Regions from separate parts of the Homo sapiens genome. Here region 2 is linked to region 1. A link is a loop called in an ENCODE intact Hi-C map of the cell type or tissue named here. Cell type or tissue: Calu3. All regions are shown on one strand. Each heading gives the region's core, and the rest is flanking DNA. Links, peaks and the distances in the headings are about the cores only.

The links. Peaks named below come from ENCODE experiments on the same cell type or tissue, not always from the same donor. Only the 100,000 strongest peaks of a DNase experiment are listed, where the experiment ranks them.
Region 2: it touches region 1 in a loop (3-fold over the local background); 1 of 110 quality-filtered maps calls a loop at or near these places.

Annotation. Positions count from the first base shown.
Region 1 is chrX:81,489,866-81,494,278 of GRCh38, reverse strand. The region is part of intron 3 of LOC105373285 (a long non-coding RNA gene); the gene reads right to left. Among named protein-coding and RNA genes, the nearest start is that of SH3BGRL, 290 kb to the right of the region's middle. In Calu3, for the core only: no CTCF peak of the experiment used is centred there; no DNase peak of the experiment used is centred there.
Region 2 is chrX:81,706,462-81,710,874 of GRCh38, reverse strand. No RefSeq gene overlaps it. Among named protein-coding and RNA genes, the nearest start is that of SH3BGRL, 510 kb to the right of the region's middle. In Calu3, for the core only: no CTCF peak of the experiment used is centred there; a DNase peak (open chromatin) is centred at 2,174.

The DNA of each region.
Region 1 (4,413 bases), core at 92-4,091:
CTAGGTAACAGGATCATTCATACACTAAGCCTCAGCAACGCAAAATTTACCCATGTAACAAACCTGCACATGTACCCCCAAGAACCCAAAATAAAAGTAGAAGAAAATAAAAGTAGAAATAAATAAAAGTTTCATAAAGAAAATATACTCAAAATCATGATAATAATTTACATATTATAAGAGTTCCATCACAAAATAAAATCAACAGTGTTAGGAGAAACTGAAACTAATTTATAATGAATTCAATGAACTATAAGTTCTATGCTGCATGGAAATTAGGGACTAGAATTAATTCTTGATTCATGCCTATTCCAACCTCAACAATGCTTATCCTCTGAGGTGTATCATCAACAATTTGACATTCCAGTTAGTTAAATTCAATGCAATTTTTAAGAACAATAAACATAGAGAAAAAAATTTTAAGTATATAAAGTTATTTCAGCCAACAAATGTAGGGTAATTGCTACAAGTAAATGAATATCTTGTCACTACCCTATACATTCTCAGATAATTGCTAGAAATAAATGTCTACCTCGTCAATCTGCAAAAAAATAAATAAATAAATAAGTAAAAGTTTTGGTCTGATAGTTCCAACATTTTAAAATTATTTGGAATCTAGGAAATTATTATTTGTTTTATCAGGCAATCAACCTGATTCAGACTACATATTTTACTTGAAGTTTCTCTGAGACTATCCAAGCAGGTTATTAAGCAGGGACTTTGAAATGACAGCATGAAACTCAAGAGAAGAGCTGCGTATAGATATGGAGTCACATACCTAAAGACAATAATTGAAACAAATGAGTGTATTAATAAGACAATATGTGTAAAAATGAAAGGTTAAAAAATGAATAAAATACAAATCTAGGTATCAGATAAGAAAAACAAGAAAAGAGATAAAGATATCAAGCTTAGTTTTTGTCACCGTGCCTAGATTATAGTTGATGATCAATAATATCTGTTGAATCTGTGAATAAAAAGACAACATAAGGATGAAGTGAAATAATTCTAAAGTTAGAATAGAGTTAAACATATTTTGAGTTAAAGAGAAAGAATACAGTATATAGTTAAATAGAATAAATTGAGATTAGAGACATTGATAAAAATATAAGGACTCTGTATTAGAAGCAATGCATCATGGTGGCATTATTACAAATTTCCTGATATGATAGAAAAAGTCATAGGATTCAACATGTACCTTTAGTGGTAAAAAAAAAAAAAACCTTTACTTTGCAATTAATTGAATTACATAAAAGTAAGGGAAAAGAAGGTATCACATCAGATCTTCATAAGTGAGTGGTTAGATAAATAATGGTAACCCATTCTTTAAGATAAAGTAAATAGAAGAGTTTATCTTTAACATCTCCTTTTACTCCACCCTCTACATTCCAAACAAGGCACTATAAAAAGGGGCATAGCACTGACATCATCAAGTGGTATAAACATCAAGATAAGAGATGTTTCTTACATAAAAGGGAAAGAATAATTATTGAAACGTGAAGAGAATCCCATCTCCACATCACAGTCCAATTCCATATGAATGGTGAAATTAAAGATAGCATCCACTAGGGAATATTTTTATTTATCCTGTGAAAGAACAATGTTTTTTAAAGCAAAGGAAGAGAAATTATTCTGTGATAAGAATTTAGAATGTAAAGAGATTTGTTCACAAAGGAACAGTAGAATGGTAGGGATGAAGGCCAGTGGTAGTGTTGAAAAGAGCTGAGGTAAGGGTGTGTGCAGTGTCATAGGGAGTTAATAATACAGAGGAAATAGTTTTAGAGAGGCATTATCTTTTAGCTGGCCATTAAGGGTACCAGAAGTTCAATCATGGGTAGAACTTACTGATCTTAAGAAGTCTATTATTGATGAGAGAACTAACAAAGGATTGCGGGTTTAACCTGTTCTGACTTTGATATGTGTTTCTGTTCTTGCCTGTGCCACCCCTTAGGTTGGTGAGAGCTGCCTTTAGGTTACATGGGAGCAGCAAGGAGGATACTTGTATGGATGGGATCTACCACAATTTGAGCAGCCTCTAGTTTTGGTGAGATCTGCCGCACTATCTGTAAAATGGACAAAAAAGAGAAAAGGACAATTGAACACAGAGGTGCACAAGAAAGAAGCAATATGAGCTCATACCTAGTTTTCTTTTGCTGTTGGTCAGAGATGATTTCTTTATTGTATTTAAATATACATTACATAAACTTTGTCAATTTAACCATATTTAATTGTACAGTTTTTGGCATTAATTACTTTCACAACATTTTGCAACCATAACTACTATCTGTTTCCAAAACATTTATTCCACCCAAAACAGAAACTCATAACCATTAAGTAATAACTCCTCACTACCATCATCTACCCGCAGCCCCTGGTGACCTCTAATCTACTGTCTGTCTCTATGAATTTGCCTATTTTAGATATCTCACCTTCATTTCCTAAAAAAGATATTGGTCATTGGTTAAGAGTGCTGAGTTATCATCTTGAGAGGACTGGCCACTGATGGTATACTGAGACAACATATAAACTAGAGAACAGTAAACAGCTTACAATGGCCAGAATAGTCATAAAAATGAGCTAAGTGACTCAAGTATCATCCAGTAGATATTTCTTGGAACTGAAATATTAGAAAGACAATGTTCTATCTAAAGGTTACAATGACTTTTCAACTCCTGCCAACTGTTGTCATTAATTAATTAGAAACTCAGTGCTGCCAGAATTTTCTTTTTTAGGAAAACTAGAACATTCGGACTGTTAGGCAAAAAATCCAAAATTTGAAAGTCTGTAGGTCAAATCTGGCCCTCATGTCATCAGCTTATGGACTTTATTATTAAAAAGTCTTATTTCTTTGCAAAAAATGCTATTATATTTTAAATGGCATGCGTTTGTAATGGAACAAAGATATAAGCTTTGTGACATTTTTGAGCAACTTTGAGAGGTCCAGGTATATATGCACAAAATGAGTATTTCCCAAAGATGAGGAATGGCAAAGCAGAACTAGCAGAAGGTCAGGAATCCAAGGAATTCTAGAATGGTAAGTTATTTCTTTGTGCCTTTATATTATTTAATTCATTTTTTTCCTTTTGATAAAACTGTATATATTTATCATGTACAACATGATGTTTTGAAGCTTACATAAGTTGACTAATGGTTAAATCTAGCTAGTAATGTATTACCTCACATTGCTCTCATTTTTGTGATGAGAACACTTAACATGTACTCCCTTAGCGTTTGTCAAGAATACAGTATATTATGGTTAAATATAGTCGCCTTGTTGTACAATAGATCTCTTGAATATATTCTTCCTATCTTCCGACCAACATCTCCCCTACCTCCCCTTCCTCCTAACCACCCTAGCCTCTGTAACCACCATTCTACCGTACTTCCCTGAGATTAACTTTTTAAGATTACATATATGAGTGAGATCATCTGGTATTTATCTTTCTGTGTCTTTTAAAAGTAGTGCCTTGCAATTGATAAGCATTCAATAATTACTTGTTCAATGGTTAAAAAAAGGAAAGAAATAAATATCAGTTGATATGATCTGATTGGACCATTCAAATTAATAATGCCTTCATTAAAGTTATAAAAAGGCATTTCACTTTCTAAACATTTGGAAGAGGCAGCTTTTTAGCTTTTCTGGATTTTCCTAAACTAAGAAAATTGGTGATAATTCATAGGGTCCCATTTTGTGAGAAAGTTTTAAGGATTTTCTGTTTTAGATGTCAGAATAATAAAAAAAAGTTTAAAAACAGTAACTATGAAGATCCTTCTGGTGAGACTGACAATAAGTGTGTTTTACTTTTTGAAACACTCAATATTTACTTTAAACATTTTATATAAAACTATATTGATCTGTCCTACAAAATATCCCCTGAAAAACAAACATGGTGTTAATTTAAAACAGGAGATACAGGCCTAGAACACCGAAAGTTCAAGTCCCTTTTTCTGTTCCAAGAAATACATAATAAATTTTTATTCAGTATTTATTTACTTGAGTACTATTGAAAATTGTCTCAATTCTCACAGCCTTGGCTTCAATTTTTTTTTTTTTTTTTTTTTGTCCTCTGTGATATAAATTCTGATGGTTCCCTCTTGTGGTGAAAATCAGAAAATCAGAAGAGGTTCTAAGTATTTCATTTTATTTTCTTGTTTATAAAAAGTCTAAAATAAAACCCACTGTGAAAAAAATCAAAATGTATAAACTTAGTTATTTATGAAATGTTTGAATTTATTTTCCCTGTCCTCAAGAACTTAATAGCTAATAGGGAATAAAGGCACAGGAGCAGATATTTCAAGATAGTGTTATTGATACAAAAAGGAATGATTTTCATAACAAGCAGTAGTGGCACAAAGTAAGTGTCTGATTCCTTCTACCTCTTGGGAATGTTAGGTAGGAAATAGTACTGTTTG
Region 2 (4,413 bases), core at 160-4,159, 220 kb before region 1:
GTATATAGTCCTTTAAAACTGCTGAGAAAAAGTTTTAAACATTTTCACCACAAAAAAATTTTTATTGTAAGACAGTTGTAATGTATATCTAAATGTAAAATAATGTGTGTGCTTTTGTTCATTTATTTGTTTGTTTACAGACCCTTAAAAACTGGAAAATGTGATTTCATTAAAATTATCTTTAAACAAAAACTAGGAATAAATCTAATAAAAGATGTAAATTTTTATATACACAAAATTATACCTTGTTATTGTAATAAATTTAAAAAGAAAAATAAATGGGGAAGATCTAATGCTCATAAATTGGAAGCTTCAGTGTTGTAAATATGTCAATTAATCATAAATTAACCAATAGACTTGATTCAATCTCCACCAATATAGCAGCATGTGTTTCTGTAGTATATAACAAACTGAAACTAAACTTTGTATGAAATGCAGAGTGCCAAGAATAGCCAACATAATCTTGAAGAATGAATTTCAAGTACTATTAAAAAGTTATTGTAATTAAAACAGCATGGTATTTGTGCAATAAAAGACAGTTAAATAAATCACTGGAAAAATATATTGATTCCAGAAGAGAGGCCAAGGAGTTGAAGCCCTTTGTAATCATTTTGCATTCTGTCTAGTATGCTCTTTTTATTCCCCAGATGGTTAGCTTCCTCACTTTCTTCATTTATTTTATTCAATTGTCTTTCTCAATAAAAATTCCCTAAGCCATCAAATATTTTGTCTCCAAATATTTCATATTTATATTTATATATTTATATATTGGCCTGCTTAATTTTCTTTCTTTTGCACTTATTGCTATCTAACATAGTATATGCTTTACTGACTTACTATACTTATTTTCTGTCTCCCCAACTAGAATATTAGATCCATTTGTCTATATAATTCACAGAGTAAGCACCTACTATATTGCCTCATATATAGTAGGCTATGAATACATATTTGTTTAATGAATGAATGAATTTATTTGAACTTCAAACCTCCCCCCATGTGATTCATACTAAATACATTGAAGCACATGCTGAGTAACTTGTAGACAGAACTCATGCAAAATTGCAAAATAATTATTATCTCTCCAAGCTCATGGTGTTTTCATATTTCCCATTGATAACCAGAGCACATCACCAAAACAACACACTGGGACCTAATCCAACTTCATCTGCATACTCTTCACTGATTCTTCATCTACAATCAAAGCTGACTGTCTTAAAATCTATTTACTTTTTTTCTAAAGAGTGTTTTAAACAAAATTTTAATGTTATTTATAGAACAGATTTACATGTTAGCAGTGATCCTCTGGAAACCCTGCCTTAGTCATAAAAGAATGACTAGTGGTGGCAATGTTTGGGAATTGCCAGGTGCATTCATTGGCCTCTAAATCATGTAATTCTTTTGATATTTCACTTATGTATGTCTTCCCAAGCACCTCCTTTAGCTTGCTCCCTGCTTTCCCTTCATGGAAGAAATCACAGTTGTATATCTACATACACACATAAACATATATGAATAGACCATATACTTTGTGAATATGACTCTATACTATCAGAATAAAACCTCTAAAAGAAAAATTGTGTCGTATTTGCTCCACAGCATTTAATTCAGTGACTGGTGCATAGTAAACCCTAAGTTAATGTTTATTTACTTAAAATTACTAGAATTTTACAAGGGATCTCCATTTGAGGAAAGGGGACATAACTAGAGTCTGGGACTCAAAGTGTAATGTTTAATAACATCAAAATTTTGCCACAGGCTAGTGTTGCTTTCTCATGGAAACTAGGAATTGGTCCTCAATGTTATTAGAGCTCAGAGATTCTACTTTATTGAGGAAATTTTTCTGAATCTTTGAGCCAGCTTCTTTCTCCGATTAATTACACTTTAATGTTTTTTACTTCTTCTCAGTTTCAGCATCTTCTTACTAACCTTTTAATGCACTACAAGCAAATTACTGATTGATAAGGTATTTTCAAGCTGAAATATGTGACTGAGAATCTGATTAGTCTAGAAAATTCCATATTGTTCACATGTGAGTAAAATTTCTGGAAACATGTAACATACAAATTGGCAGGCCTGGTTAAGTTGCATATACTTGGTCAAAACAGCTGTGACTGACAGCTGAGGGGTAGGTCAAATTCATCCACATTCTCCCCTTGTGGTGGGTGAGTCACACAATAAAGAATGGCAGCAGTCTGAGCTTACTGCCTCCACCGCACCATCAGGGTAATAACGTGTTACTCAATACTGCAAAAGGAATTTGTAGAACTATAGAACAATTATGCAATAGTTCCGTGCTACATCAATTTTTCTTAACATTTTGGGGTAATACATATATTTAATTTATTTTTGTGATAAATGTGCATATACACTGTGAGATACAATTCAATACTGGAATGATGTTTTTAAAAGTGAAACAAGAGATTTCTAAGAACTGTAACTCTTGTAGAGGACCACAGATCTTCATTCCCCAAGGAACGTATATTAATTTCCTCTGGCATTTGGGGCTCTTCAATGAAAAAACTTAGTATGCACCAAGTGTAATATCAAAAAATAGCTCTCATTTATTAAGGGTTTATTACATTTTATATGCATTATTTCCCTTATTCTAGATAAATCTTTGAGTATTCTTATTCCTGTTTTGGTGCTTATTAGTATGAATTAATATGCACAAAGATATACAATTAATAAAAAGTGAAAACAAGACCCAAATCCAGTTCAATGAAACTGGAACCCCTACTCTTAATTATTACACAACTTTGACCTGTCTTACCTTGGAAATGTTCAGGTGCAATTTACAGATATTTCACAGCAACATCTGCTTCTTCAAACAGGGGAAGAGGTAATAACTATATAAAGCCATGATGTTAGCCCTGCGTGGTGGTTCACGCGTGTAATCCCAGCACTTTGGAAGGCTGAGGCGGATGGATCACCTGAGGTCAGAGTTCGAGACCAGCCTGACCAAAATGGTGAAATCCCGTCTCTACTAAAAATTAGCCGTATGTGGTAGCCGGCACCTGTAGTCCAAGCTACACGGGAAGCTGAGGCAGGAGAATTGCTTGAATCTGGGAGGCGGAGGTTGCAGTGAGCCAAGATCGCACCACTGCACTCCAGCCTGGGCGACAGAGTGAGACTCCGTCTCAAAAAAAAAAAAAAAAAGTCACGATGTTGAGCCCAGTTTTACATTAAAATCATTTGGCAAACTCAGAAAAAAAAAAATCAATGCTCAGGCATTTTTGCTTTTAAAAATATGTGTTATGTCAACATTGATCAACCTCAATATTGATATTTTCAAAATATTAATGTTCCAGATCTTTGTTACTTAAAATGTGAATTCTGGGCCAGCAGCTTCAGCATCAGCTGGAAATTTGTTTGAAATGCAGAATTCCACCCTAGTCCTCTTTCATGAAAATCTGCATTTTAAGAAGATTCCCTGGTAATTTTTATGTACATTAATAGTTAAGTAGCACTAATACAAAGCAGTGCTTTCCAAACCCAATTGCATGTGACAATCACCTGGATACCTTAGGAAAATACAGATTCCTGGGACTCATGCAAGTCTTACTAAACCGGAATATTTGAGTGTGTATATCAAGCTTGCCCTCATTCCAGAAGTACCTCCCACAAATCCTATTCATCACTGCCATCACCACAATGGGCCTGACAGCTGCTTAATGTTTCTACCATTAAAGAACATTTATTTTAGTTAAAAGTTACATTATTGTATTCAACAAAGAGGAGAAATAATAAAATTCCAAGAAGAAGTAGTATATAATGCATTAATAAGCAGGCAACCAAACTCAAACTTGTTCCTGCCCCCTAGCAGAGATCAAGGATCTTTGGAAAGGAGACACATAAGGGACACATTTTGTGGGGAATGAAGAAGGAAGGGGAAATAGAAGAAAAGGAGACGTCCTGAGAATAGAGCATTGCTTCAGATTCAATAGCCAAAATGAGAGAGTAAAGTATCTGAAAAAAAGAGTAGCTGAAATGAGACATCAGACAAATACTAAAGGCAATTTGTTTTGTATCACAATTTTTCCTAAAACTGGTATCTTCTTCAAAACAGATTGTATACTGGAATCATTAACCAAAGAATTATGCAAAGACATAGTTTAGTCAGCCTGCTCATGGCCCATCTTCAATTCCTTGTTGACATCCTAGCTCTTTGAGAAATGGCCCTTGTAATGAGGTTGTCTAATGTACCAATAGACACTCATTTTAGTTGCTAAAACTGTGTATCAAGTGGAGTTCATAGCATATGACTTTCACTGGGGCCCTGGAATAGGAAAGCTGTGTACTGGTCTGAAAAGAAAATTCATTATTGATAAGGCTGATTAGATATTTCTTCATTGCTTTACTAAATGTTGATCTTTCCTGTAAGAGGTGTGCATTTAAAGTGATAGGCAGTATCTC